Regions from separate parts of the Homo sapiens genome. Here regions 1 and 3 are each linked to region 2. The links are chromatin loops, found by intact Hi-C in ENCODE. Cell type or tissue: dorsolateral prefrontal cortex. All regions are shown on one strand. Links, peaks and the distances in the headings refer to the core of each region. The heading gives the core; the rest is flanking DNA. Region 1 overlaps C12orf43 (chromosome 12 open reading frame 43). Region 2 overlaps CABP1 (calcium binding protein 1). Region 3 overlaps SPPL3 (signal peptide peptidase like 3).

Region 1 (8,456 bases), core at 398-4,397, 360 kb after region 2:
TCTAACATAAAAATAAACCACATTTCTCTAGAGGCACAAGGCCAGGAAGCATGTGTCTGGTGAGTGCAGATGGAGATGCCACTGTGCACAGCAGAGAACAAGGCTCTCAGCAATGCCCTCGAGGCAGACGCAGCAATGCCCTGGGTGCTTTCCCTAACCTCCCTTCCTGTATGCCAAAGGTGCCCCCCAAGCCCTGTTCAGGAAAAGCAACCCGGGGAGAGGGAGTAGAGATGATGCCACCCAGGCACCTGTTCTTGACCCCACACAGTGGTTCAATGGTGGCCATCAGGGGCATTTGGCAATGTCTGGAGACATTTTTGGATGTCACAACTGGTGGGGTGAGTGCTACTATCATCTAGTAGGTAGAGGCCAGGGATGTTGGTAAACATCCTATAATGGGAAGAAGAAGGATAGACCCCCACGACAAATGCTAGTCAAAGATGTCAGTAGCGCCAAGGTTGAGAGACACTGACCTAACACTAGGGACCAAATGCAGTATCATTTACATTTCCTTTTTTTTTTTTGAGATGGGATCTCACTCTGTCACCCAGGCTGGAGTGCAGTGGCACGATCTCAGCTCACTGCAACCTCTGCATCCTGGGTTCAAACGATTCTCCTACCTCAGCCTCCCAAGTAGCTGGGATAACAGGTGCACGCCACCATGCCCAGCTAATTTTTGCATTTTTAGTAGAGATGGGGTCTCACCATGTTGGCCAGGCTGGTCTCGAACTCCTGTCCTCAAATGATCCACCCGCTTCAGCCTCCCAAAGTGCTGGGATCAGAGGCATGAGCTGCCACGCCTGGCCTAAGGTATCATTTAGATTTCTTTGGAGAAACATGAAAATGCTGCAGGGAATATTCTAACCATGGCTGACTGGCATTTCTACTGCAGAAACATCTCTGTGACTCAGTGCAATGCCAAGCAGGCCCTGTTCAGCCTGAAGCCAGAGAGTCACAAAGGAAAACTGCTCCCACAGGCTGAAATGCAGCTGCCTTCCTAAACACCTCCTCTACTTTCTCCAATTGAGGGGAACCCTGTGGGATTCAGGCTGCGGGGCTCTGGCCCATCATTCTGTCTCAGAAGAATAGCTGGTTCACACTTTGGGAAGGCTCATTTGTCCTTTTTGATATCTACTTTGAATGGAATGACAATGGCCCCAAATCCTGCCTCATCTCCCTTTCAAAACCCTGCCAGGGCTCTGCCAGTCAGGAACAGATCTAGACCAGTGTATCCCCAGACCTGTTCCGCAGGTTGTTGACTGGTTTTCCATGAAACAAAGGCACTGTGGCCAAACAAGTTTGGAAAATGCTGGGCTAAACAGTTACACAGGTCTCTTCACTACAGGAATTCTCAGAGCCTTGAATATACTACTCTGGCTTGCAGTCTGCAAGGACACGTGGAGGTATGTAGATTGCAGTGTTTCTCACGCTTCTTTGCTGTTGGACCTCCTTTTTTCTAAAGCCACGCTTTGGGCTAGTGCTAGAATCCAAATGTTTGTGTCCTCCCCAAATTCTTATGGTGAAATCCTCACCCCAGCTGGGCATGGTGCCTTACACCTGCAATCCCAGCACTCTGGGAGGCCGAGCCGGTGGATCACTTGAAGTCAGGAGTTCGAGACCAGCCTGGCCAACATAATGAAAACCCATTTCTACTGAAAATACAAAAAATACAAAAAATTAGCCAAGCGTGGTGGGTGCGCACCTGTAACCCCAGCTACTCAGGAGGCTGAGGCATGAAAATCGCTTGAACCCAGGAACTGGAGGTTGTTGTGAGCCGAGATCACGCCACTGTGCTCCAGAGGGAGACTCTGTCTCCAAAAAGAGAAAAGAAAAAGAGAAATCCTCAACCCAAGGTATTAGGATTAGGAGATGGGGGCCTTTGAGAGGTGATTAGGTCGGGAGGGTGGAGCCTTGATGAATGAAATTGCTGCTCCTATAAAAAAGGTCTGAGAGAGACCCCTCGCCCATGCCACTATGTGAGGACACAGTAGGAAGGCGCCATCTGTACTGGGAAGAGGGCTCTCCCCAGACACTGAATCTGCTGGTGCCTTGATCTTGGACTTCTCAGCCTCCAAAATGTGAGAAATACATTTATTTTGTTTATAAGCTACCCAGTTTATGTTATTTTGTTATAGCAGCCCATATGGACTCAAACAGGTTGTATCCTTGACACCTACTTTAGGAATGCCAACCTGAATCCTTACCGACTGGGTTATCAACCTGTGCTGAGAATGTAAGATAGAGACCTGGCACAGTGTCTAGCATACAGAAGGCACCCAAGAAATAGGAACACGGTCCTTCCTTGCCCTCTTGTGGCGGGAATGAGCTTCTCGATGTTCCTCTCTTACTCTCATGGTTGCAGGATAATGCAGGGGTTAAGAACATGGGCTTGGCCCGGCACAGTGGCTCACGCTTGTAATCCCAGCACTTTGGGAGGCCAAGGCAGGTGGATCACTCGAGGTCAGGAGTTCGAGATCAGCCTGGTCAACACGGTGAAACCCCGTCTCTACTAAAAATACAAAAATTAGCCTGGTATGGTGGCAGGTGCCCGTTAAGTCCAGCTACTTGGGAGGCTGAGGCATGAGAATCGCTTGAATCCAGGAGGTGGAGGCTGCAGTGAGCCAAGATTGTGCGTGCCACTGCACGCCAGCATGGGCGACAGAGTGAGACTCTGTCTCAAAAAACAAAACAAAACAAAAAAATGTGGGCTTGGAGTCAGACGCACTTGGGTTTGAGGCCCAATTCTGTTCCCTCCTGGGTTCTGAATCCTGGCTTTGTCACTTAATAGCGGTGTCCCCTGGGCAAATGACTTTGCCTCTCTGAGCCTCAGTTACCCATCTGTACAGTGGGAATGATAACAGTCCCTACCTCTCAGGGTCATCAGAAGGATTAAATGAGAAAATGGACATCAAGCACTTAGCACAGAGCCTGGCCACAAACAGTTGCTCAGTAAATGGTAGCTGCGATGATGATGTGACTTCAGGCACACCTGTCTCCTTGCTGACAGCCTGTTTCCTCACCTGGAGGATAAAGGTAACAACAGGACCCACATGATAATGTTCTTTATAAATGCAGGGAGATGACATATGCCAGGTGCCTGCCACCGTGCCAGCCTGGACACCGTGAGCTCCCAGCCAATGTGAGCCATTGCTGTTCATATTAACAAGGGCAAGAGAGGAGAAACTCCACCTTTGTTTACCTGTCCAGCAGGGCTCCCAGCTTCTTGGCTACGTGGGCTCGGAATTCAGGGGTGGTCTGAAGCTCGTTGCCATCTTGTTCATGCTCATTCACCTTATGCCTACGACACACACAAAGAGACCTCACTTCCTGCCCGCTCAGAAGCTGTCCCCATGAGCACAGGGACCATGTGTGTCTTGTTCACCTGGAAATGCCAGGCGTGAAGCCTAGCATCTGGCACACGCAGGGGATCAGTATTTGTTGAATAAGTGAAACTTGAACCCAAAGTGCATAGTACCTGAGGCTCGGTTGGGAGGTTGACAACTGGCTATTTGCAGCACCTGTGGAAAAATGAAAATTAGGGCATTTATAGAGGAAACAATGACAGCAACAACAAATGCGTGCCAGGCACTATTTTCAGCAGCTTAAAATACATATAACTCATATATATACATACACATGTAACTCATATATATTATATTTATATATAACTTAAAATAGTTATATACCCATAACTTCAAATAGTTACATATAATTTAGTTATATATGTATATAATATAGTTACATATTTTATGTAAGTACATTATATATATATATATCTTAGTTATATAACTTAAAATATATATATAACTTAGTTATATATATAAAACTTAAAATAGTTATATATATAACTTAGTTATATATACATAAAACTTAAAATAGTTATATATGTAACTTAAAATATATATAACACATATAACTCAGTGAATCTTCCCAACAACCCGATTGGAGGGATTACAATTATCCCATTTTGCAGAAGAAACGTCAAAGATATGTAAAATAACTTGGCCAGAGTCAAATACCTAATAAGTGACAGGGTTGGGCTGGGGGCCCAGGCCATCTGACTCCTGAGCCCCCTCTTAACCACCACGCTGTGCTGAACAGGCAGGTCTAAGTGTGATTTGACTGCACAGTTTAATGCCTGCCTGGCTGTGTGCTAAGTGCCGTGGAAGAGAGAGAAGATGGCTCTTTTGTGGATCACATTTTTCAAGCCAAAACGGTGGGGATGCCCGGCCTTTTGGTCATTCCCTCAAACCAGATACTGAATGCCTTTTATTAACCAGGTGTTGTCATTGCTGAGCAACTTACTCGACTATCACTGTCTGCAGGAGCTTACATTCTAGTTGGTGGAGAGAGATGATAAACACACATACGTAAACAAAATGTCAAGTTGGATAATGCTAAGTGTATGGAAAAAAACGGAAACAAAGTAGGCGAGAGAGGTGGGGAGTGTTGGGCTGGGGATTGTTAACATAAAGGTGGGCAGAGAGGGCTTCACTGATAAGGCAACATTTGAACAGAGATTTGAGAGAGGAGAGGGAGTGAACCAAGTGGACATGTGGGACACAGCCTTCCAGGCAGAGGGAAAGCATCTGCAAAGGCCCTGAGACTGGAGCCTGCTTTGTGTGTTTAGAACCAGCAAGGAGGTCAGTGTGACCAGAGCCTGCCCAGTAAACCGGGAGCAGCAGAGATGGAGAACTCAGAGGGGCCAGATCATGAAGGGCCCTGACGTGGGCCAATGGGAGGACCTGGACTTTGAGGAGGAGGAGCTCTGGAAATGAGCAGAGAAGGGACATAAACTGACCTGGGTTTTGACAGAACATCTTTGGCTGCTGTGCAGCGTGAGACTGTTGGGGCAAAGGCAGGAACACGGAGTCTGCTGCAGTAATTGATGTGGTGAGAAGTGGGTGAACTCCAGATAGATGCACTTTTAAGATGGAGTCAAGGCCGGGCGCGGTGGCTCACGCCTGTAATCCCAGCACTTTGGGAGGCTGAGGCAGGCGGATCACGAGGTCAAGAGATCGAGACCATCCTGGTCAACATGGTGAAACCCCATCTCTACTAAAAAATACAAAAATTAGCTGGGTGTGGTGGTGCACACCTGTAGTCCCAGCTACTTGAGAAGCTGAGGCAGGAGAATCGCTCGAACCCAGGAGGCGGAGGTTGCAGTGAGCCAAGATCACGCCACTGCACTCCAGCCTGGTGACAGAGCAAGACTCCGTCTAAAAAAAAAAAAAAAAAAAAAAAAAGATGGAGTCAATAGGATTCACTGATGGACTGACTACAGGGCGTGAGAAATGAGTGAAAGTTAGCTCTGAGGTTTCTGACTTAACTAACAAGACAAAACGTGCTTGTATATTTAAGGGGCCAACTGAACAAAGTGGACACTTGGTAGCTCCGGGCCCAGTGGAGGGCCATGGTGTAAGAAACAGCTCCATGGGGGCACTGCTGTGTTTATGTCATCACCCATACACATTGCATCTGTGTCCTAGTACCTTGTGGTCTGTGTCACTGTACTCCAGAGCACAACACAGAATGCTAAACACGCCCCATGCTCCTGGAGGTGGGTAATGTGGGGGCCTGGATGGACAGTCTTTAAAGACCTGGTCTTTCGTCTTCAGCACATAATCACTTGGAAGAAGAGCATCTCTTCCATCATGACTACAGTGTGATGAAGGTGAGGTACCGTCAGGGAACAGAAACAGTATTACAGAGGGAGACAGTTCAGTTGAGTCCTGGCTCTGCCACCAAGCTGTGTGATGCCGGGCAAGTCACTTTCTCTCCCTGAGCCTTTGTTTTTCTCATCTATAAAATGGGAATACGATTACCAACCTTCTGGAGTCAGTGTTGTGGACGCTGTTTCCATACCCATCCCCTTCCTGGATTTGTAAGCTACTTGAATACGTGGTCTGCCTCTTTTTACCTCTGTATCCCCAGATCCTGCCATAGTGTCTTGGTTTGAATTAATTGTCAGAAAAATAAGTCAAAGTAGATGCTACCCTAAAATTAAAGTGGTTTGAGTGACGAGTTCATCACTGGATTTAAGAGCTGTCTCTAGAGGTTACATAAATAAAATAGTGACCTATATTTCCACAGTCATGGACCAAAGGGTGGGAGTTTTGACCACAATAGACACTTGTCCATGGCAGAGTGGCACAGCAGCAATGAAGAGCATGGACTTGGGAGTCAGGTAGGCCTGGGTTTACGCCTGGTTCTGCCACTCACAAATTGGACAACCTTGGCCAAGTTATTTTACCATTATGAGAATCAGTTTTCTGTAAAATGGGGCTAATACACCCTCTTGTGGCATTGCTGGGAAGATGAAAACAGACAACAAATACAAAGTGTTTAGAACAGGGGCAAAAAGAAAATTCTCAACTCCTGGTGGCTATTACTAGACGCACTCAAGAATGTAATCTAGGCTGGGTGTGGTGGCTCATGCCTGTAATCTCAGCACTTTGGGAGGCCAAGGTGGGCGGATCACCTGAGGTCATAAGTTCGAGACCAGCCTGGCCAACACGGTGAAACCCTGTCTCTAATAAAAATATAAAAAAAAATTAGCTGGGCCTGGTGGTGGGCACCTGTAATCCCAGCTACTTAGGAGGCTGAGGCAGGAGAATTGCTTGAGCTTGGGAGGCGGAGGTTGCAGGGAGCCAAGATCGCGCCATTGCACTCCAGCCTTGGTAACAGAGCGAGACTGCGTCTCAAAAAGAAAAAAAGAGACCAGGCGCGGTGGCTCACACCTGTAATCCCAGCACTTTGGAAGGCCGAGGCAGGTGGATTGCCTGAGGTCTGGAGTTTGAGACCAGCCTGGCCAACACGGTGAAACCCTGTCTGTACTAAAAATACAAAAAATTAGCTGGGCGTGGTGGCAGGCGCCTGTAATCCCAGCTACTAGGGAGGCTGAGGCAGGAGAATCACTTGAACCCAGGAGGCAGAGGTTGCAGTGAGCTGAGATCGTGCCATTGCACTGCAGCCTGGGCAACAAGAGTGAAACTCCATCTCAAAAAAAAAAAATGCAAAAAAAAAAAAAAAACCCCAAAAAACAAACAAACAAACAAAAAAAACTAGAAGCCGAGCACAGTGGCTCACACCTGTAATCTCAGCACTTTGAAGGTTGAGAAGGGAGGATCACTTGAGCCCAGGAGTTCGAGACCAGCCTGGGCAACATGGCAAAACCCCATCTCTACAAAAAATACAAAAAGTAGCTGGGACTATACATCTGTAGTCTCAGCTACTTGGGAGGCTGAGGTGGGAGGATCATCTGAGTAGGGGGAGGTCGAGGTTGCAGTGAGCCATGATTGTGTCAGCCTCGGTAACAGACTGAGTCCTAGTTTTGAAAAAAAAAAGAGCGAGAATTAGGCAGGAGGAGGAAAGCAGTCCATGTGGAAAGACCAACCACATATTTGCCACCATGTATTGGGCCTTTAAGATGTGCCAAGCACTGTAGATTGCATTATCTCAGTTACTTCTCAACCTTATGGGGTGGGTACTATCACTACCCGCACTGTACAGATGAGGAAATTTAGGTACAGTGAGATTTAAGTACTTTGCTCAAGTTCCCACCGCTAATGAGATGGAAAGGCAGATCTGTAAATAGAACTTGCAGAGAAAACTGTGGTTATGGTACTAGGGGGTGAGAGGGGCAGACTATGGTCTGGAAGCTACCTACAGGAAGTGCAGTATGGCAGGAGGGAAGGAAGGGAGAGGAAGGCAATGGATCACCAAAGGGCTTGTAAGTCCTTTTAAACAAATCCAGCGGTTCTTAACCTTGCTTTGCCATAGCCTTCTCTAACAGCCTGGTGAAGCCCGGTTCTCTTCTCAGAGCAATGTTTTAAATGCATGAAATGCAACATACAGGATTACAAAGAAAACCAATGATACCGAAATTTAATTATCATGATAGTAAACAACCAAACTTGTGATGTATGTGCTTCTTACATCTTAGATATAGAGATGGGTCTAAAAATTAGAGTGGCACATTTTAAATCAGGGATGAGTGTAAATGACTTTTTTCCCCAATATCTTTTTATCAATAAAATGATATATTGATATCTGTATCTGCAAAGATTGTAATGAGATATGAAAATCTGTGACTTCTGTTGGGATAAAGTAACGGCATTGCCAGAACTACTGTGGCTTAGTGCTTGCAAGACGGAAAGAGATGCTAAAATTCAGTCAGAGATGAATAGAAAGCAAAGATGCAACATGTTTTCATTCCAAATTCAAGAACCCTTGGGTTCTATCCATGATTAGGCCCCTTGATGTTGCGGGGCTCTGTATTTATTCCCAGGGCACTAGGGAGTCACGGTCAGAGTGATGTGCTGGGCACTGCTCTTGGCAACAACCTCCAGGGTGGGAGAATGTGTTGGAGGTGGGGAAAGGCTGGGTGCGAGAATACCGGGAGGGGGCTGTTGCAGTTATCTCGAAGAGACGGCAGCCTTCCCAGTGTGGGGCAG
Region 2 (10,828 bases), core at 3,118-7,117:
GCACCTGGGAGCCTGCCCTTTAAAAGCAGCTCCGTAGTCACAATATAGGTCTACAGTTTGAGGCTGTGCTGCTGGGGAAACAGGCTCAGTAGAAGGAAACCTCTGAACTCCTGAGCAAAAAAGCCAGGGTTTCCCCTAGTTCGGAGTCTGTAATCAAGTCAAACTCATTGGCACAGCTTTGAGACAGTTCTGTGGCAGCCTCCGAGAGGTGTCATGCAGAGGTCTGATTAGAGCGTTTGCGTGGTTTGTAGGGAAACAGGGGGGGCTGTGCCTTTCTGTGCTGAGATCTAGCATAAAGAAGCTGTTTCAAGCTCCTGGCTTGCCACGCCGGATCAGAATTCCAAGGAGGCCCTGTGTGTTTTGCTTCAGATCTGCACATTTCTTTTCAAAATACTACTCGGCAGTGGCTGATGCTGGTGGAGGTCTGACATGAAGGCAGCCGCACATGGATTTGGGTTGCGTGGTGCTGCTGTGGTGGGGCCATAGGGCAGTGGTGTGTGGCTTTGTTCCTGCAGGGAGCCCTCGTTAGCCGAGTTAGCTGGAAACAGTTCTCTGGAGTAGAGATGTGGATGCAGAGCCGTGAGAGTTAGTGAGGCGATGTGTCAGGGGAGTTCACTGCAGTGCTTTGTGTTAATGAGGAGGTGTAGGCTGCCAGGGCACGAGTGGTCTTTGGATTGGGGCTGGGTTGCAGCAGGAATGCTGGGTTGTTGAATGGGTGATACCAATTCATTCATTTATCAATTATTTCTTGAGCATTTATTAAGGAAACCTTCAGGGGTTTCCTTAGTTCCTGTGGTTTGTTTGTTCAGACATTTGCTAGACACCAGGAAGACAACAGTGAACCAGATAGCCAGGGCCCTGGCTGTACCTAGCAGTTTGGAAGGGTAGGTCATTGGCCTAGAATCATACACTTTCTGGTTACTCAGTTTGCAGCTGATCTGACTCAGCTCCTGAAAAAAAAAAAAAAAAAGAGTCCTTTCTTTCCTGTCTTGCAGAATTTGCCTACATGAGCCCTTTCTGAGCTCCGAGCATTGTAGCGACGTGCTTTTGTTTCTCCTTCTAATTTCTCAGTCATTAAGTGAATTCTCCGGCCCAATGTTCTGAAATGTCACCAGGGTCACCTGAGTCAGGAGGAGCTGGAAGTTCCCATCAAATATTTACTACCTCCCTGTGGAAGCTCTTGCCTCTCAGCTGCGGGCTTTTACTTTAAAGCCCAGCACATTCAGTTTGGGCTTCCATCTGACACCTCGAAGTCATCTACGTGAGCAACAACAGCAAACCCAGGCTGGGACTTTCGTGTCAGAGCCTCCAGTCTCCTGTGACAGAGAGGAATTAATCTTTTCTTCCCTTTTCTCCGTATTGAGATTTCTGTCCTTAGAGGCAGGGTCAGAACCAAGAGAAGGCAGATGGGGTTCTGAATACAGAAACTTTTAGTTAAGATCTGCTTAGAGAAAAATACAGCCCTGGGGAAGTATATTTTTCATGACTCCCCAAGTTTCATTTGTTTTTAACTTAAGTGAATTGCTTAACCTCATTAAGTCTATTTCTTTTTTAAAAAATATATTTTATAATAGAGACAGGGTCTCACTATGTTGCCCGGGCAGTCTGGAAATCCTGGGCTCAAGTGATCCACCTGTTTCAGCCTCCCAAAGTGCTGGGATGACAGGCATGAGCCACCGTGCTTGGCCAAGTCTATTTCTTTACCTGCAATGTAGGGATCATCAGGGTGCTTGGGAGATTAAATGAGATACGGAGAGATAGAGAGAGCTTGGCCCAGGCCTGGCACGGAGCCCTTGCTAACTCTATCAGTGTTAGTTATTCTTCTTCTTTGTTGTTATTGTTGATTAACTACCAAGGCCTTCTTCCTTTTCATTTGTAATAGTCTCAGAGAGCCAGTGTTCAGAATCACACTGAAGGCACAAAGATGAATTCCTACCTTAAAGGAAACAGGGATGAAAACTCTCCCAGTGACCTCATAGAGCATCCTTATTGCATATGCATGGAGACAGCGTGGTTTTGAGGCTAAGGTGTGGAATGGTGGCTTGGGAGACAGCAGAGATGCAAGTTCTAATCCTGGCTCTGTCACTTTCGATCTCTGTGTCCTTGGGCATGTTATTTTCTCTCTCTGGTCTTGGTTTCTTCATCCAGGAATGAGATTGACAAAAACTGCTTTGCAGTTATTAGGAGGCTTACACAAGATTAAGGATATCAAATGCCTGGCTCATAGTGAGTGCTGGATAAAGGGCAGCCTTCATTAATGTTATTGCTATTATTAATAGGGTAATTGAATGAGGGCCTGGGTAAGGTACTTTGAAAGCTGATTCTGAGCCAGGTGAGGATGGCTATTAAGGGAAGGAGCTGAATGTCAAAGGATCTTCCGTACTCCCTCTTTGTGGCCAGCTAAGGACATGCCACCCAGCTGTCTAGAGAAGATGTGATGTCAGAAATTAACTCGGCAGAGGCATGATGACATGGGGCTTTAGGTCTTGGAAGACTATTTTAAGAAACAGGCTTTCTGCTCCTTACCCTGAGCTTGAGAAGAAACATGCCTTGTGGAGGAGGCAAATGTGGATAAAACCCACAGCTCTGTCCCATCCTTCCCATTTTTCCAGCTGTAGAAACACGTCTCCTAATACAGATAGGCTATCCCTGTTCCCATACTGCTTTGCACATAGCAGGATCACAGTATTTAATGAATGAATGAATGAGTGAATGAATGGTATCACCAGCCTCCGGACTTCAGAGGCTTCCTTAGCTCCTGTGGTTTGTTTGTTTATTTTGAGACACAGTGTCACTCTGTCACCCAGACTAGAGTGCAGTGGTATGATCTTGGCTCACTGCAACCTCTGCCTCCAAGATTCAAGCCATTCACGTGCTTCAGCCTCCTGAATAGCTGGAATTACAGGTGCCTGCCACCGCACCTGGCTAATTTTTGTATTGTTAGTAGAGATGGAGTTTCACCACGTTGGCCAGGCTGGTCTCGAACTCCTGACCTCAAGTGATCCATCCGCCTCAACCTCCCAAAGTGCTGGGATTACAGGAGTGAGCTACCACGCCCGGCCAGTTCCTGTGGTTGAGATGGGGAGAGAGGCCATGGTGGTTTGGGTCATGGATTTAATTGCACTAAGCCTAGGTTCCTAAGATAGGGCTGTGTCTATTCCTCACTCCTACTCCAGTCATGTGTCTCCCTCCTTCTCTCTGAGAGGGCTTGGAGCCCCTATAGGCTTTCTCTGGGGCCTGGGGAGAGGGAAAGTGAGGGTCAGCTTGTGGTTAACATCAGCCACAGGTGATAGGAGTGGCTTGGAGTCAGTTCAGTGAGAGCCTCCAGGAGGTCAGCCTTTACCTCCAGCTGTTTTTGAGAGGCAACAATAGCACTTGAGGCCTCAGTCTAGAGCCCACTGCACAGTGGACAAAGTGTCTTCTTATCTTCACAGCTACCTGTGAAGGTTAGCATCATCAACTCCCCCCAACCCCACCACAACAATTTTAGAAATGAGGAAGGCTTGGCCAGGCACAGTGGCTCACACATGTAATCCCAGCACTTTGGGAAGCCAAGGTGGGTGGATCACTTGAGGTCAGGAGTTTGAGACCAGCCAGGCCAACACAGTGAGACCCATCTCTACTAAAAATACAAAAATTAGCTGGGTGTGGTGGTGGGCGCCTGTAACCCCAGCTACTCGGGAGGCTGAGGCATGAGAATTGCTTGAACCCAGGAGGTGGAGGTTGCAGTGAGCTGAGATTGTGCCTCTGCACTCCAGCCTGGGTGACGGAGGAAGACTCTGTCTGGAAAAAAAAGAAATGAGGAAGGCTCAAGAGAGAGGAAATGACTTGTCCAAAGGTCATATAGTAAGTACATGGCAGGGCCAGGTGTAGTGGTTCACATCTGTAATTGCAGCACTTTGGGAGGCCAAGTCAGGAGGATTGCTTGAGCCCAAGAGTTTGAGGCTGCAGTGAACTATGATTGCACCACTGTACTCTAGCCACAGTGACAGAGTGAGACCCTGTCTCTAAAAATAAGTAAATAAGTAGGTGGCAGGACTGTGCTGAGAATTGTGGTCTGCCTGCCTCCGAAAATACCTGCCTGTTCTGTGTGTGCCATGCTGCTTTGGTGGGAGGTCACATAAGTGTGTTCCCTGTTCGTCAGAAGCATCTGCAAAGCACCTCTCACGTTACAGTCCAGCTTTCCCTGAGTGTCTTAGTACCGGGCTGTCATCCAAGTTCAAAGGCTGGTGATAGTTCAAATGCTGGTGATAGAACTGACCAGCGCCAAAGGCCAGCCTCCCTTCTAATCAGGAATAATCAGCAATGAGTTTATCCTTCTCATCCCTCTGATCCTATCATTCCATTCCAGCACTCAAAGTAGGGCTTCCGGAGGCCCAAGGGCTGCTGCCACAGTGGATAGAGATGGGAGGTGAGGGCATACAACATGCTTCACTCCTTACAGGAAGCCCCCACCGTTCAGCCTTTTTTGTTTTTTGTTTTGTTTTGAAGAGACAAGGTCTTGCTCTGTCACCCAGGCTGGAGTGCAGGGTACAATCATAGCTCACTGCAGCCTCAAACTCCTGGGCTCAAGTGATCCTCCTGCCCTAGCCTCCTGAGTATCTATGACCAGGGGCACAGCTGCCATGCCTGGCTAATTTTAAAATTTTTAATAGAGATGGGGTCTTGCTATGTTGCCCAGGCTGGTCTTGAACTCCTGGCCTCAACTGATCCTCCCACCTCAGCCTCTTGAAGTGCTGGGATTACAGGCATAAGCCGCCATACCCAGCTGTTCAGCCCTTTTAAAATTTCCTACTGAAGGCTGAGCCCTCTGTCCCTCCTGCCTATCTGCCCGGCTCAAGTTAGCTTAAGTAAGCTTTAAAGCACGTCGAAATCCCTGGATCCCTTGCTATCCTCAAACCTCAAGGTAGTATCAGCTCCTGCACCTGCCCCCAAAGCAGGATGGGATTTCTTCAAAGTGTGTGATTTTTCCATAGGGACCAGGTTTTGCCGGCTCCTGTCTCCTGTTTCCAACGACAGAGGCATATCCCAAGGTCGACAAGTGGGTGCTATGCCCGGACTGGCCTGCAGGGGGCAGGAACCACCAGATTTGACTGAGTTGATGCCCTGCTGAATAAATGGATGCCACGCTTGGCCCTTTAATACCAATGCTGGGCAGGGGAAGACGGCGCTTTCTAGATGCTTGGCACAGTGCCAAGCCCTTTGCATGTATTATCTCATTAGCTCCTCACAAGAGCCCTGTGGGAGGTGCTATTAGAATCCCTATTTTATAAATGAAGAAACTGAAGCCGAGAAAGATCAACATGTCCTCTAGGCCACATGGTTACTGAGCAGCAGACAAGATTTTTTTTTTTTTTTTAAATAGAGATGAGGTCTCACTATGTTGTCCAGGCTGGTCTCGAACTCCTGGGCTCAATGATCCTCCTGCCTTGGCCTCCAAGGATTACAGGTGTGAGCCACCATGCCCGGCCCAGGATATGATTTGAATCCAAGTCAGCGTGACTCCTCAGTCCAAGCCTTTTTTTTTTTTTTTTTTTTTTTTTGAGATGAAGTCTCACTCTGTCGCTCAGCCTGGAGTGCAATGACGCGATCTCGACTCACTGCAATCTCCGCCTCCCGGGTTCAAGGGATTCTCTTGCCTCAGCCTCTCGAGTAGCGGCGACTGCAGGCACCTGCCACCACGCCCAGCTAACTTTTGTATTTTTTTTTTTTTTTTTTTAGTAGAGACAGCGTTTCACCACGTTGGCCAGGCTGGCCTCGAACTCCTGACCTCAGGTGATCCACCTGCCTATGCCTCCCAAAGTGCTGGGATTACAGGTGTGAGCCACCACGCCCCGCCCCAAGCTCTTAGCCTCTACATCAGTGCTTCCCAACACTGGCTGCAGGTTAGAATTACCTGGGAGTACTAAGCAACACCAATGCCCAGTGCCCATTGGAGACAGAATTAAGTTAGAATTTCTGGGGAAGCTCCCCAGTTATGCCAGTCTACAGCCAGCATTGAGAATCTCTGCTTTATGCTGTGCTGTTTTGGCCTTTACATATATCCACCCATTCATACCTGGACCTTAACCTGAGCTTCCCTCTGGGGTCCCTAGTGAGCACTATTGTTTCAAAGGAACCTACATATGGTCTATTTTCTAGATTTTGCCTGCAAGTCTTTCCTGATCCCCTAGACTCAGACAGATTCCCCTCACTCACATTCCCAGAGTTTTTGTGTTTTCCCTTCATAGCATTTATCTGAAATGTAATCAGATAACTGTGTCCCAGCTCTAATATCTCCTGCCCACCTGCTAGAATGTAAGCGTCCTGAAATCAGGAACTGTGTTTCTCTTATCCCCCAACAACGTTCCCAGAGCCAAGCACGGTGCCTGACATTTCTCCACTGGACAAGTGATACTTCTTTCTTCCATTTAAATAATTACTGATCCAGTAGCTATTCGGTGTCTTACACTTTCTCATGTATGCTATATAAGCAAGCTAGGAAAAGCCCCATTTTTCCAGTGGCGGAAACTGAAGTTCAGGAATGGGAGGCAGCCACCCAGTCAGAAGCTGGCAGCGCTGGGCATGGTGTCTCATGTCTGTAATCCCAGCACTTCGGGAGGCCAAGGCAGGTGGATCACCTGAGGTCAGGAGTTCAAGAGTAGCCTGTTCAACATGGTGAAACCCCATCTCTACTAAAAATACAAAAATTAGCCAGGCATGAAGTTGTGCGTCTGTAATCCTAGCTACTCGGGAGGCTGAGCCAGGAGAATCGCTTCAACCCAGGAGGCAGAGGTTGCAGTGAGCTGAGATTGCGGCACTGCACTCCAGCCTGGGCAACAGAGCAAGACACTGTCTAAAAAAAAAAAAAAAAGAAGCTGGCAGAGCTAGACTCAACCCCAGACCTCCCCGTCCTTCCCATTCATTGGAGTCCACTGACCCCTGCCTGGGCCTGCTTCCTTCATGCTGTTTCCAGGAGACACGCATCATCACCCTCTTTTCTGTTCTTTAGTCATCAATACCCGCCCCCCAGGCTCCTCCTCCTCCATCTCCCCCTCCAGAGGTTTGGCCCAAACAAGGCTGCTGAGTAACTCCCCTGATTAAACCATTGCGTGGTTGTCAGCAGCAGCACCGGGGAGGTCCAGGAGTTATCCAGGGACCTCCTTCCCAGCTCCCTAGGAGTGAGCACCCTCTGGGCAGCGCCCCCACCCATCTTCCTAACAGGAGTTCTGAGCAGCCCCCCCACACGGGAGAAAAGTTCCTGGGAAAGGAGGCTCTCCGGGCTGAAAACTGAGCTAGCGTGCAAGAATGGGCTTGGGAGGAGTTCTGCTTCCAGTCTATCTCTGGTGCCCCCTGCTGGAAAAAGCTGGGTGCAGGAAACAGGGACACTTGCACGCGGGGAATCTGGCTGGGGCTGTAGGTCTCAAACCGGACATCTGAGGCGTGAGATGAATTCATATCAAAGCCGACCCTGGAGGGACGAGGAAGAGCCAGTCATCTAAAAAGCTCCAGCTGTGGGACCTCGAAGAGCGCTTCGTAAAGGGCTTCTTCTCTGCCCGGCACCCCAAGGAAGCTGGGGAGAGGTCTTTGCTGTGGATGAGGCAGGGGGCGAGGAGGAGGAGGTTCAGAGACCTTTTGCTCATGCCCTCTCTGCCTGCGCTGCCTCCGTCATGCTCCCCTCGGGGCCATCTCCTGGTTTCCTTCGGGTCAGAGAAATTGCACACAGAGCAGAAGGATCTGATCTGACTGTTGGCTCATCTGCACTGCCGGCCCCCGAGCCTCGTCCCATTTCAGTGACAAGGCAAGTGTGAAAAATGGAGCATGATGGAGGCGTCACCAGACCTCCCAGGCTCTCGACTGGAGCCGCAGCTCTCAATGCAGCTGGAATTGCCAGGGGCAGTGAGTGCTTGTCCAGCTCACTGCTCTTTGGAAGGGGCATTCATCTCCCTGAGCGCTTGTGTGTGCATGCATGTGTGTGTGTGTTTGTGCGCGCGTGTGTGTGTGCATGCACGTTTGTGTGTGTGTGTGTGCGCGCGCGCACACACACAAGGCTGGGAGCTGTGCGGCAGGCACCCTGGCTTCGGGAACCCAAACTAGCCAGCTTCCCTTTCTGGGCCTGCTGGCCTAATTCCCAGCCGCAGCTGCCATTCTGGGCCCCCCTCCCTGAGGCCATCTCCCTGCAGATTTGGCAGCGGGGAAAGGAGGGGCCGAGAGAAGGGGAGAGAACCAGAGACAGGACTGAGCGCTAATCTGATGTAGATGATCCGGCAGCCTTCTCCAGCTTGGTTCCCCTCTGCCATCAGCTCTCCAGGTGACTTTCCCTGTGCCCTGCACTCTCCCCTTCTGCTTTCATCTCCTTAAGAAAGTGCCCAGAAAGTTAAACCCACACACAAACACACACACAATCCACCCAAAAAAAAAAAAAATCGGAGAGCAGGAGCAGGCAGACGAGTAAGAGAGCACGCGCGCAAGAGAGGGCTCACATCCGTCCTGGAGGAAGAACGGCACAGACGGAGGGAGGCTGGGGTTGGCAGAGACTGGGACGGAAGTCCCTCAGTCCCCCAGGAGCCTCCTTCATGGACCCGGGGATCCCAAGAGGGGCTGCCTCAACTTAGGATGGGCAACTGTGTCAAGTATCCACTGAGAAATCTCTCAAGGAAGGTATGTTTTTGGAGTTTCCAAGATCTGGGGCTGGGGATTGGGGGTATCTCACCATCTGTCTCAGAGGTTGGGCACAGAAAGGGTGGCTGGAGCTTGCTATCCTTCCCAGGGGTTCTGTCCAGGGCTGCCTCCCTGCTTCTACCCCAAACACCCTCCTATTGCCGTTTTCTGTGTCCCAGGCTTTGGGCATGGCGGTCGGGGTGAAACTGTGTTTGGGAATTTGCACAAGGCTTAGGAAAGAAACTGTGTAGCTTTGGGGTTTCTAGGATGTAAAATGAAAAGGGTGGATCCTTAAGATGTCAGTGAACTTGACTGGCACCTCAGTCATTCAAGGGACTGGCCAAGTCCCTTAAAACCGGCAGAATCTGAAGACCCTTCCCAGCAGCAAGGGCAGGGACTCGTTCATATCCTTTGAGGGTCTGTGAGCCTCTCTGATGGCCTCTAAGCCTTCAGAATTGTGGATTTTGAAGTAGATCCCATTGCTACTGAAAGGAACCAAACAACAATAATTCTTCCCCAATAATTCTTGAGTTAAGTCAGAGTATCTCAAATAGGACCCGAGTGGTTTTAGGGCCCAGGAGTTTTTCCATTAAGAAGTAGGCTGCCCGGGTGATGTGTTGAGCAGGGGTTGCATGTAAGTCACTTTCTGTGGTGGCTTTATCGCCATACACTTGGATTTGTTTTTGTTTTTGCAAAAATTCCTTTTAGAAAGAACATGATCATCTCTAAAGCATCTTTCATGCAAGGCTGGGTTTGCACCTATAGGGTTTTGGGTTAGGTGGGCTCTGCGTATTTTTCTAGCCCTCTGTTGCCAGGCCATAGAAGAGACTCAGGTATTATTTAAAGGAAGAGGGAATGATGGCGTTGTTTTCCTCCAATTCTTCCATTTTCCAGACAAGGAACTTGATTGACATTCAGAGGGAGGGGTTAAGTGACTTACCTATGGCCTCGGGTGAGCTATTGGCGTCTGTATCCCCAACCCCATCCTATCTTGGTCAGTTTACCAGCCTCTCAATTTAGGACACTTTGGGCTTTTCTGCCTGTCGTCTTCCTCATTTGGCTAAGCTGCTCACATCAAATTCCTTCTAATCTTTGCTGTTCCTTAGATCCTTCCAAGGGCTTGTTGTTTCTTCCATGCACGCCTCCCCCATAATCTGGTATCTTCTTAGGGGAGTCTTCTGCATCGGAAGTGCCCTCCGCGCTGTCCCAGAGAAGCAGAAAGTGATCTGAATTAGCCCTTGTAATAGGTTCCATCCAGAGCTTGAGGAAGTGAACTTAAGAACAAGGATTATCCTTCTGTCCCACCCATCTTCCCTTACACAACAGCATGCTTAAGAGTCAGATTACACAGGCCTCCTCTTTCTGGCCATGTGACCTTAGACAGATTACTTAACCTCTCTGTTCCTCGATTCCCTTGTCCATCCATCAATTGGGCATACTAATATCCACCTCTTAAGGTGATTCTGGGAATGAAATAAAGTGCTGTGCACAGTGCCTGGCCTATAGTAGTCAATAAATGTTAGTATTCTTGTCATCATAACCATAATTGTTCCACTCTGGGTTTTAGAGAAGCGGGATGGAGGAGAAACAGGAAATAGGAGAGATTTTCAGTCCACAGAGTAAAAGATAAAAAAACTTACTGCAGTCAATTTCGTGTTTCTATCATAGTATTAATAATTGCTTTTTTTTTTTTCTAAATATCTGCAACATACCTAATGTCTGTTATCTCATTTTCTCTTTTCCGCTACATAGTTCTTTTGGCTGTTTTATAGAGAAAGAAGCTGGACTCAGAGATAGAGCCTTCCTAAGGTTACACAGTCGATAGGAAGCAGAGCTGGGATTTAAACCCTGGTCTGTGTAAAATCAGAGCTGGCATTTTATTTTTATTTTTTCCTCTACGAGAGGCTGCCTCTCTCTTTCCCCTGCTGTCAGAAATGTTATTCATAGATTTCTGGATCTGACCTTAGAAGTCGTCTAGTCCAAATTCCCGCTCAGCGCATCAGTCCCCTCCCCGCTCACCAGGCACTCCCTCATTCGGCTTCTCCTTGAAGACATTCATTCGGCAAGAGGGAGCTTTGATGTGCATACTCTTGGCCAGCTTGTATTATTAGAAAGCTGTTAGGTCATGAGGCACACTTGCCCCTCCTGTTGCCATGCCACACTTAGGAGACGTTGCCTTGGTGCCAGG
Region 3 (10,828 bases), core at 3,315-7,314, 200 kb after region 2:
ATTCTTTTTCTTTAAATAACCAAAGGTAGGAAATAGCATACTAAAATTCCTAACTCTGCAGCTAAATGATTTTTTCAGTATGTATGTACATGTGACAACACATTCTTTCACTGGACTAGTCAACAACTATATTAGGAAACAATAAGATACAGACTGTAAAACAGTGCAGTCACTTTGGAAAACAGTTCAGCTCCTCAAATTGTTAAACACAGAGTTACCATATGACCCAGCAATCCCACTCCTAGGTATAGTCAAGAGAATTGAAAACACATGTACACATATATAAAAAAAAAATGAACACAAATGTTCAAAGCAGCAGTACTCACGATAACCCAAAGGCAGAAATAACCCAATGTCCACCACTGAGAAATAAACAAATTGTGCTATATCCATGCAATGGAATATTTTGGGCCATAAAAAGGAGTAAAATATGGCCTAGAGTGGTGGCTCATGCCTGTAAACCAGACACTTTGGGAGGCCGAGGCGGGTGGATCACGAGGTCAGGAGTTCAAGACCAGCCTGGCCAAGATGGTGGAACCCCGTCTCTACTAAAAATACAAAAATTATCTGGGCTGGGTGGCAGCGCCTGTAATCCCAGCTACTCAGGAGGCTGAAGCAGGAGAAATGCTTGAACCCGGCGGGTGGAGGCTGCAGTGAGCTGAGATTGCACCACTGTACTCCAGCCTGAGCGACAGAGTGAGACTCTGTCTCAAAAAAAAAAAAAAAAAAAAAAAAAAGCAGTAAAATACTAATACTTGCTTGACATGGATGAACCCTAAAAACATGAAAGCTAAGTGAAAGAAGTCAGACACAAAAGGCCATATATATTGGATGATTCCATTTATATGAAATGTCCAGAATAGGCGAGTAGATTAACAGTTACTTAGGGCTGGGGTGGGAAAATAAAGGAATGGAAAATGAATGTTCATGTGTATGGGTTTCTCTTTGACGGGGATAAAAATTAGTGATGATGATTGCACAACTAAAAACCAGAATTGTGGCCAGATGCGGTGGCAGCACTTTGGGAGCCCGAGGCAGGTAGATCGATTGAGCTCAGGAGTTCAAGACCAGCCTGGGCAATATGGAAAAACCCTATCTCTACAAAAAATACAAAAATAGCTGGGTGTGGTGGTGTGCGCCTGTAGTCCCAAGCTATTTGGGGGGCTGAGGCAGAAGGATGGCTTGAGCTTGGGAGGCGGAGGTTGCAGTGAGACAAGATTGTGCCATTACACACCCCAGCCTGGGCAACAGAGTGAGACCCGGTCTGAAAAAATAAAATAAAAATAAAAACATCGCTTGAACCCAGGGGGTTGCAGTGAGCCAAGATTGTGCCACTGCACTCCAGCTTGGGCAACAGAGTGAGACTCCATTTCATTCATTCATTCATTCATTCATTAATAAATAAATAACCATAGAATTCTATATTATGAAGGGATGAATTTTACGGTCCGTGAAAAACTTACTAAAAAAAGAAACAGGCTGGGTGCAGTGGCTCATACCTATAATCCCAGCACTTTGGGAAGCTGAGACAGGTGGATCACCTGAGGTCAGCAGTTCGAGACCAGCCTGACCAACATGGAGAAACCCCATCTCTACTAAAAATACAAAATTAGCCAGGTGTGGTGGTGCATGCCTGTAACCCCTGCTACTCCAGAGGCTGAGGCAGGAGAATCGGTTGAACCCGGGAGGCGGAGGCTGTGGTGAGCCATGGTCGTGGCACTGAACTCCAGCCTGGGCAACAAGAGCGAAACTCCATCTCAGAAAAAAAAAGAAACAATGAGATATACAATACTTTGAACTATTAAAATCTTTATTATTCATCAGTTTTCTTTGCTAGTGTACTTTTAAGTTAAAAAAATAGTTATATATATATATATGCACAAAACATCTGGATTGTCTCCCCATCTCAACTCAGTTTTTCATTATAGAGTCCTGAAACCTTCATGTTATGGAAGTATGATAAACGAAAGGCCAAGTTATAATTATTTTTTGTAAAAGGGTGGAAAGAGAAATTGCCTCAGTTTGTTCATTCATCTGAATTACATTAAATTACTTGACTGTGTAAGTCAGAAGTTCTGGAATATGAAACAAAACGTATTAATTGGCCAAGTCCCAGTCTGTGCTTTATACAATTAGCCCAATGTTACAAAAACAAGTATCCCTTGTTATCCAAATCTATTCAGTTTCTGAGTTTGGAAAGTGAAAGGTCAAACACAGAGTGGTAACTGAGTTTCCTTTGGTCAGAGAGGCTCAATATCTGACAAGCTAGCAATTACTTCTTTCTTCAAAGCAAAATAAGCATCAATATAACATAGCTTTCTGCTTTTACCACTAATCAATAGCCCGAGTCACAGGATTATTGGCTTGTATATTTAAGTGTGCACCTGTACTATTAGGCATTTAAGGCAAAATTTGACACTAAATAAACTATTACATCTAAAACTTCCATCATGCCCCAATATTTGTTGAAATCTGGAATAGTAAATTTGAGGATCTGCAGGCTGAATTATTTTAGATCACCAATACAGACTGTGTACAGTATTCCAGATAGAAAATAAATGGTTTAAAATTGTGATGGCAAGAAGTGCTCAAAATTTGAAATTGTGGCCCAGAATCATGCATAGAAAGTTGGCATTTTTTAGGTAGATAAGAAGAGGGAACACAGTTATAAACATCCCCTGAAGGTGTACTTGATTCATAAAAGTAATAATGGCAACGAGCACCACAAAGTTAAAGACATCTACAGACAATTATTAGAAACTTGTTCCTTGACCTAAGATAAGGGCAGAACATTACACTATACACTAAGAGGCTACAGAAAATGGAGGAGAAGAGTTTACTCATAGGTTATAAAATGTTCCCCAAAAACATGGTCCTGAAGAAATTATTTTTCAATAATAGTAGAAAAGGAAAAATTAGTCCATTTGGGCTGCTATAACAAAATACCTTAGACTAGGTAATTGTAAACAACAGAAATGTGTTTCTTCCAGCTCTAGAGACAGGGAAGTCCAAGATTCAGGTGCCAGTAGATTCTGTCTGGTGAGGACTCACTCTGCTTCATCGATGGCAGGTTCTCGGTGCATCCTCACATGGTAGAATAGGCTAACAAGCACTTTTGGGCCTCTTTTATAAGGGCACTAATCCCATTAACGAGGGCTGTGCCTTCATCACTTAATCACTTACCAAAAGGCCCCCATCTCTTACACCACCACACTGGAGATTAGGTTTCAACATAGGAATTGGGTGGGTGGAGGGAGGGGACACATTCAGACCACAGCACACAGTATTGAAAACAGAGGCCTTAACAAACATGCATAGTTAATAGAAAAAAATGCCATTTTTAAAATGCAGAAGGACCTGCTGATTAGTGACTTAGAAACTGGAGGAGGCAGTACACATACAAAACAACTTCAACTATACATTTTGCACTATTTCTAGGTTGAAATGTATTAAATTACAGCCTCAAACTAGTAGACTCAGTTAGTTAGTATATCCCCAGGAATGCAGATACAAGAGGACCTCTGTGCCTATGCTTCATTCAACAGTGTTCACAGTGAACGGATCACAGTAGGGCTACATGTCTGGGTTCACAGGTAGGAGGTATACATATACAAGTTATAACATAGAGTGACATTTCTATAGATTCACATTAGATAAAAAGTACGTTTGCTATCCCCATTCTGTCTTAGAAAACACAATTACCTGTTACATCTATTCTTGATACAATCTTTTGTGATTTAAGACTTGCCTATAATCACCGTCTCCTTCACTTCTATTCTCTCCTTGACCCATTCATATCTACTCTACTGAGAATGTGCGTGTCAAGATTATGACTGATGCTCAAAGCCAATATTCCTGCTGTTATTCAACTTAACCTCTCTGTAGCATCTGACACTCCCTCCTTCTTGAAATTTTCAGCTTTTGGTTTCTCCAACATCACCATCTACTGGTTTCCTCCCACCTCACTGGCTGTTCCTGCTCAGTCACATCTGCCAGATCCTTTCTCCTAGAGTTCCCAGGGCACTAGGTGTACTCCTCTTCCCAGTGTACACAATTTCCCCAGTTATCTTAGAAAGTCCAATGGTTTCAAAACATTTGTTCTCAGGCCAGGCGGGGTGGCTGATGCCTGTAATTCCAGCACTCTGGGTGGCTGAGGTGGGTGGATCGCTTGAGGTCAGGAGTTCGAGACCAGCCTGGCCAACAAGTTGAAACCCTGTCCCGTCACTACCAAACATACAAAAATTAGCCAGGCATGGTGGCACGCGCCTATAACCCCAGCTACCTGGGAGGCTGAAGCAGGAGAATCGCTTGAACCCGGGAGGCGGAGGTTGCAGCGAGCCAGGGTCGCGCCACTGCACTCCAGTCTGGGCAACAGAGCGAGATTCCTCCCAAAAATAAATATAACATAACATAACATAAAACAAAACAAAACAAAACATTTGTTCTCTGCTGCTTAATCATAAACCTACACCTGTAGCCCTGTCTTCTTCCTGGAATGCCAGTCATATATTTGATTGCAAATTTGATATCTCCAATTGGCTAATAGGTATCTTAAACTTAAAATGGACAAAATAGAACTCTCGATTTTTCTCAAAAACCTGCTTTCCCCCCAGTTTTCACTGTTTCTGTAAAGGCACCATCCACCCTAGCATTAATGGCAAAATCTACAGCACAAGTAAATGAACCATACCTCCAAAACATAGCCTAAACCCTTCCACTTCTGTTTCCCCGTTATTAGCACCCTAATTCAAGTCACTACCAACTACACTACTGCAATAGTCTCCTAACTAGTCTTACTCCCATTCTCCTTCGCTCAACCCACACACAACCAATTCTTTATGCCTGAAGTGCATTACCGTGCCTGTTTAAAATCCTCTAACAGCCTCCCATCGTGCTGATAAAACCCAAGCTCCTGTCTACCTATCTGATCTCAATCTTACCCTTCTTTCCCGACTGCCTGCCCCCCACACCCCACACACATGGCTGAGTGCCCTTTGATTTCTCAATACAAACACTATGTCAGTTTCACTGGTCTTCTTTCTGCTTTTTAATACCCAACTCATTCCCACCGTAGGACTATTCCCTCTGCTTAGAATGTGCTTCCTATGATCTTTTTATGGCTGGCTTTTGTTTTTTTTTTAAGCAAAAGACAAAAACCAACCACCAAAATGGATCTCAACAGAGCTCTAAAGCCAAGGGCATGCCCAGCACTCCCAACACAGCGACTCCCGGAGGCCAAGGGCCCACGGGCCTACATCCCCTCTCAGCACTGAACAGAAAGTTGACTTTCCTTTTTACAATTAAAAAAAAAAAAAGCTGACTAATATTGCACAGGAGTAACAGAAACTGCCTAATTGGAAACAGAAACTATTTACATTGAATAAAAAGCCTGGCTGCAGGCTGCATGTGCCACATTTACAGCACAGTGTGATGCACACTGTGACCGAACCATGGAGGCAGCTTCTGCACTCACACTGGAGCCAAGTGTTTGCCACGAGAGTAAAGCAGAGGGCAAGAGGAGTGAGAGGGAGGGGTGTCGCATTCACTTCTGGTTCCGGAGCGGACTAGACAGCCAGCCCAGTCCTTGATAGAGCCCGTCGCCACTGGTGGCACAGGTGGCCTGAATGTACCAGTTCATGTGGCAAAGGGAGTGCAGTCCCAGCTTGTCTGTGGTCCCTGCTGCATTCACGGCATTGGAGAGGTCCTGCTTGTTGGCAAACCCCAGGAGGACAGTATCCCAGAGCTCGTCCTCGGCCAGCATCCTCATGAACTCCTCGCAGGCCTCAATCATACGCCCTCTGTCAGTGCTGTCCACTACAAAAATCAGGCCTGTGTGTTCTGGAAGTAGTGGCACCACAGAGGCCGGATCTTGTCCGAGCCGCCCACGCCCCACACAGTGAAGCTAATATTCTTGTACTCCATGGTTTCCACGTTGAAGCCTATGGTGGGAATGGTGGTCACCATCTCCCCCAGCTTAAGCTTGTACTGGACTGTGGTCTTCCCTGCAGCATCCAGGCCCACCATGAGGATGCACATTTCTTTTCTGTCAAAAAGGCCCTTGAAGACGTTGGCAAAGATGTTATGTTCCCCATGCTTGTGGACAGGTGGAAGGACGCTGGGAAGGGTACCTCAGTGGCTGCTGCTCCGAGCCAGGTACTGTTTTGCTCCCACCAGGGCTGGCTCTTTCTTGTTCTTCAGACAGCAACTTAAATGTCACCTTCTCAGACAGGCATTTTCTGCCTACCTAATTTCAGAGCCACCCCAATTACTATTTTAATTGCTTAGAATCCATTATCTATCTATCTATCTATCTATCTATCTATCTATCTATCTATCTATCTATTTTTTTGAGGCACAGTCTTGCTCCGATGCCTAGGCTAGAGTGCGGTGGTGCAATCTTGCTCACTGCAAGCCTCCGCCTCCCGGGTTCAAGCGATTCTTATACCTTAGCCCCCAAGTAGCTGGGACCACAGGTGCATGCCACCACGCCCAGCTGATTTTTGTATTTTTAGTAGGGATGGGATTTTGCTATGTTGGCCAGGCTGGTCTCAAAGTCCTGTCATTACTGATATTTTTTTTAGGGTTAGCTCTGTGAGAGCAGGGGCCTTGATGCTTCATTCACTGTTACAACAGTGCCTGGCACATACATAACAAGAGCTCAGTAAATATTTTAAGTGACTGAATAATTGAAAAGTAGGGACATTCCAAGAGTAACAATAAAATAATTTTCTAACTTCATAAATTCATTTCCAACACATGCACAGTAATGACATATTTGTTTAGCATGGCAATTTTATCAAAGATATATGCTGGGCTCTTTAAATAGATTTTCAATTATATTAAAAGCAGGGAATTTTATTGTTTTAAATTGACGAAATAATCGACAGTGTCTGGTTTACTTGCATAGCTGCTAGTATTTCCATTTAAAATAGTTACCTTAGAATTTTAGAGCCTGAGCATGTTTTATTCTATAAAAGCTATGGAGAGTAAAACAGTAAGCTACGGTTGATCTGCTTACTTAGTGTATGCTATTTAAGAGTGGAAAGAGAAGTCTCAAAATTGGAGTTTTAAAAACTTGCAACAAATTAGATAAAATTTTTTAAGAATAACAAAGCTCTCAAGAAAAATCACTTTTTTAAAATAAAAAAAAATGGCTTGTGGAAAGCTGGCAAAATGGAATAGAAGTAGTCATGTTTTGAGCATTTAGTTGAGCCATTTATAAAGTTCTAAACTGGTTTCACAGAAATTCTTGGAACAGATTCCATATTTTTGTTTGCCAGATAGAGGGCAGGAAGAAAACACCCAACAGAGTTCATGTGGGTGGGAGTGTGGAGGTTTCTTTCAGGCCCTCATCTGGGTGTTTATATTGTGACAGCAAACTCTGTGGTTAAGCTTGTGCAGTAATTAAGTAGTATGTTTATTATAACTAAATCTCAATAGACTTTTCTAAGATTTCCCCTCAGGCTCAGGGAGAAGTGAAATAGGATTCTGACTTATAAACCCAGATAAATGAAGTTTTATGTTACTGAATACCTGCACCAATAGCCTCAAACTTCATTATGCATAAAACCAAACGTAAGGAAAAGAGAAAAAATAAATTCAAACAAAATAAACCAGAAGAAAGGGAGATGTAACATCAATTTCAACACTAATTAGAGAGGGAAAAAGAAGAATTTAGCGTCTCTTTGGGGAAGGTGGAAACATGAATTCAGTTTATTTTTATTTATTTATTTATTTATTTTTTAAGACAGGGTCTCACTCTGTCACCCAGGCTGGAGTGCAGTGGTGTGATCTTGGCTTACTGCAACCTCTGCCTCCTGGGTTCAAGCAATTCTCCAGCCTCAGCCTCCCAAGTAGCTGGGACCACAGGTGTGTGCCACCACACCTGGCTAATTTTTGTATCCTTTGTAGAGACAAGGTTTCAACATGTTGCCCAGGCTGGTCTAGAACTCCTGAGCTCAAAGCAATCTGCCTGCCTTGGCCTCCCGAGGTGCTGGGATTACAGGCGTGAGTCACCAAGTCTGGCCTTATTTTTTATTTTTTTAAGTAGAGGCAGGTCTCACTCTCTTGCCCAGGACGGTTTGAAACTCCTGAGCTCAAGTGACCCTCCCACCTTGGCTTCCGAAAGTGCTAGGATTACAGGTGTGAGCCACCACACCTGGCCTTGGTTTAAAGTAACCACTGAACTGCCTTTGAATCTAGTAAAAAGGGAGCTAATATTTATAATTAATATTCCATAGCAGAGAACTGTCTTTCTGTTCTCCTGTACCTGAGTACCATAATCACCCTGGGTGTGTCCCCTGGCTTTCAAAATGCCACATTGAATCTGAACCGTGCTCATTTTAACTACCGAGAGAAAGGAGATAATCACAAGTTTGGGGAGAGAGTGATTTTTATAAGTGGCTGAATGTCTGGTGACAGAAAAAGGGAAGTAAGGCATTATGTAAAACTTAAAACAAAATCTAGTCTTGTTCATCACACTGGTGTGAGATAAGGTGGTGGTGGTGCATGTGCACAAGTAAGAGCAGATTCTGACCTGCACTACTTACCAGCTTCTGATGAACTCAGCAGCCGAATCTATTAAAGGGAGAGGAAATTCACTAGCACTGCCCTGACAGAATCTCAAGGTTGCTCTATAAGCAACTAAATACAACTATAAGCAAAGTTGTATTTGCAGTGTTGTTCTCCAACAGCCACTTTCTAATGTACAGGATCAGGATATATCTCAAGGAGTCAGAAGAAAGGCCAAACCACAGCCATAAGATCGCACTGAGGACTACAGGGACACCATGGGTCTAGAGTTATTCTCACAATCACAGAATTAAGACCTCAAGTTAAAGTGCTTGAACATGGCAGGGAGCCCAAGAAGGGTGGAATACCAAAACTGCTATTTCTTGTCCAATCTAATGACTGAGAATAGTGGTATCATTAACAGAATGGCAAGGATTTACTTTAACTTACTTGCCCCCGCCACACCCCAGAAAGTGCTAGTCTATCTAACAAGTATTATTTTAGAATTGCTGTATTATTTTAGTCATCTGCATATTTTCGATGGACTTATAAATTAATCTATATATTTAACATAAGCCAAATTGACAATTTTCATAACTACTACTGATTGTTCCATTTCTCAAAAATCACAATTAAATCCAAAAGGTTACAAAAGGAAAGGTTAGATTTCTCACAGATGCTTTAAATTACTGCTCTTTTACCATAGCTCATTATACCTAATGTGTAAGAAAATAGTAAGGACAAAAATGCCTTAAAAATTTGTGCATAAATTACTTTTTATCACTTTAGTGTAATAACACTAATGATCAATGAGCAAGCTACAGGTGATTTGTGTAACACTCAATTTTGGTTTTTTTTTTGGCCATCTTTCAAGGCCCAGGATGTAATACAAACTTGATTACTATGTAAATATCCATCTCTACAAAAAATTTAAAAATTAGCTGGGCATGGTGGCACATGTCTATATTCTTAGACATGCTCATGGAGGCTGAGATGGGAGGATTGCGTGAGCCCAGGAATTTAAGGCTGCAGTGAGCTATAATCAACGCCCCTGCATTCCAGCCTGAGCAACAGAGATCCTCCCTCTAAAACCAGAGGAAGAAAACAAAAAACAAAAGAAAACAATAATAATAAAAAGTAAAACTAAACCTAAACTTTACCTGATACTCTCTTTCCCTCTAACAAAGTTATTAGAGATGGGCTCAACTCTAACAAGCATCTAAATCAGTACTCTAAAGGTAAAAAATAATTTCAGGTAATCAATACCAACTTCTACAAAGTTGTAGCCAACTGGCAACACAATTTCTGAAGACATTCTATTGTTTAAGTAGATACGAATAGATTAATGAGCCACCACAGAGGCAAGTGAAACAGGATGATCTATCTATACTAGCAATGGCCTAAGGTTACCAAGATATAGCAAATACAGGTAAAATGTAGACATGTTGAGAAGATTTCCTTTGAATTTTACTTAGAAAATCCAAACAGCTCTAAAAAACAGATCAATATATACTCTGTACGAAGTGATTTTTGCACGTGGCATCTGAAAATATGTCCAAGAAAATTTCTAGCTTCTATCAGGCATGCTAGTTAGCTATGAGGAAGCTTGACTAGTGCACAATACATGTAGTCTTTACCTTTTGGGACCAGGAAAATCCTATTTATCCGAGACTCCTAAAAACCACTCTGGGTTACAGGTTCTGGATCTTCTCACACATACCCTCCCCCTACAATTCTCATGTCCTCAGGCCTTACCACTTCTTTGTGACAGCTGCTGCTTTATAAAGACATAATTCTAGCGTGAAGTATTTCTACTGGAAAATCTGGGATTGACAGGATGTTGACAAGGACTCAGTAAAAATAACCATTCCTAACAGAGTGTGTAGATACAAACAGGCAGTCACTGGTCAGAAGTTTTCCTCAGCTGAGTCACCCGGCCATGGAAAACCCCAAGTTTGCACCTGAGAGGCTCTGAAATACTACCCTCTGGAGTGCAAATATAAAACACATTAGGCTTGGAGAAACTGTTCTAAAGCAACTTGTTGGACCAGCTAGATTTAGAAATATAATGGATGGTTGGTAAAAGGTAACTCTAGGGGCTGCCAAGGGAACTCAGTTCCAAAAACCCTTCCCATAAAATTAGGCTTTCCAGAGACACACATCTTAGATGTTCCAGAGGTTTATGAGTCCTCTCTGTTGCCCCTTTCAAATCTAAATACTTCCTCAAAGTCTCTAGAGCCATCTGTTAAGGCCAAAGTAAATCTCAACATGTCTACACCACAGAAGTTTATGCCGCATTGTAAGGAAGTCTAAAAGG

What was found. Peaks named below come from ENCODE experiments on the same cell type or tissue, not always from the same donor. Only the 100,000 strongest peaks of a DNase experiment are listed, where the experiment ranks them.
Region 1: a loop joins it to region 2, with 2.5 times the contacts of the local background. A loop is called at or near these places in 8 of 110 quality-filtered maps.
Region 3: it touches region 2 in a loop (1.9-fold over the local background); 4 of 110 quality-filtered maps call a loop at or near these places.

What each region holds. Positions count from the first base shown.
Region 1 is chr12:121,007,629-121,016,084 of GRCh38, forward strand. C12orf43 (chromosome 12 open reading frame 43) reads right to left here. Exons shown (of 6, transcript NM_022895.3): 2 at 3,476-3,518; 3 at 3,200-3,298. Among named protein-coding and RNA genes, the nearest start is that of C12orf43, 4.6 kb to the right of the region's middle. RefSeq lists an enhancer at 8,038-8,456. In dorsolateral prefrontal cortex, for the core only: a CTCF peak has its summit at 2,315 (motif pointing left); a DNase peak (open chromatin) is centred at 2,340.
Region 2 is chr12:120,642,043-120,652,870 of GRCh38, forward strand. All of the region lies in intron 1 of CABP1 (calcium binding protein 1), which reads left to right. Among named protein-coding and RNA genes, the nearest start is that of CABP1, 6.8 kb to the left of the region's middle. In dorsolateral prefrontal cortex, for the core only: CTCF peaks have their summits at 5,068 (motif pointing right) and 5,269; a DNase peak (open chromatin) is centred at 5,069; H3K4me3 peaks cover 603 bases; H3K27ac peaks cover 1,459 bases.
Region 3 is chr12:120,839,567-120,850,394 of GRCh38, forward strand. All of the region lies in intron 1 of SPPL3 (signal peptide peptidase like 3), which reads right to left. It also overlaps the pseudogene ARF1P2. Among named protein-coding and RNA genes, the nearest start is that of SPPL3, 59 kb to the right of the region's middle. In dorsolateral prefrontal cortex, for the core only: no CTCF peak of the experiment used is centred there; a DNase peak (open chromatin) is centred at 5,628; H3K4me3 peaks cover 927 bases; H3K27ac peaks cover 4,000 bases.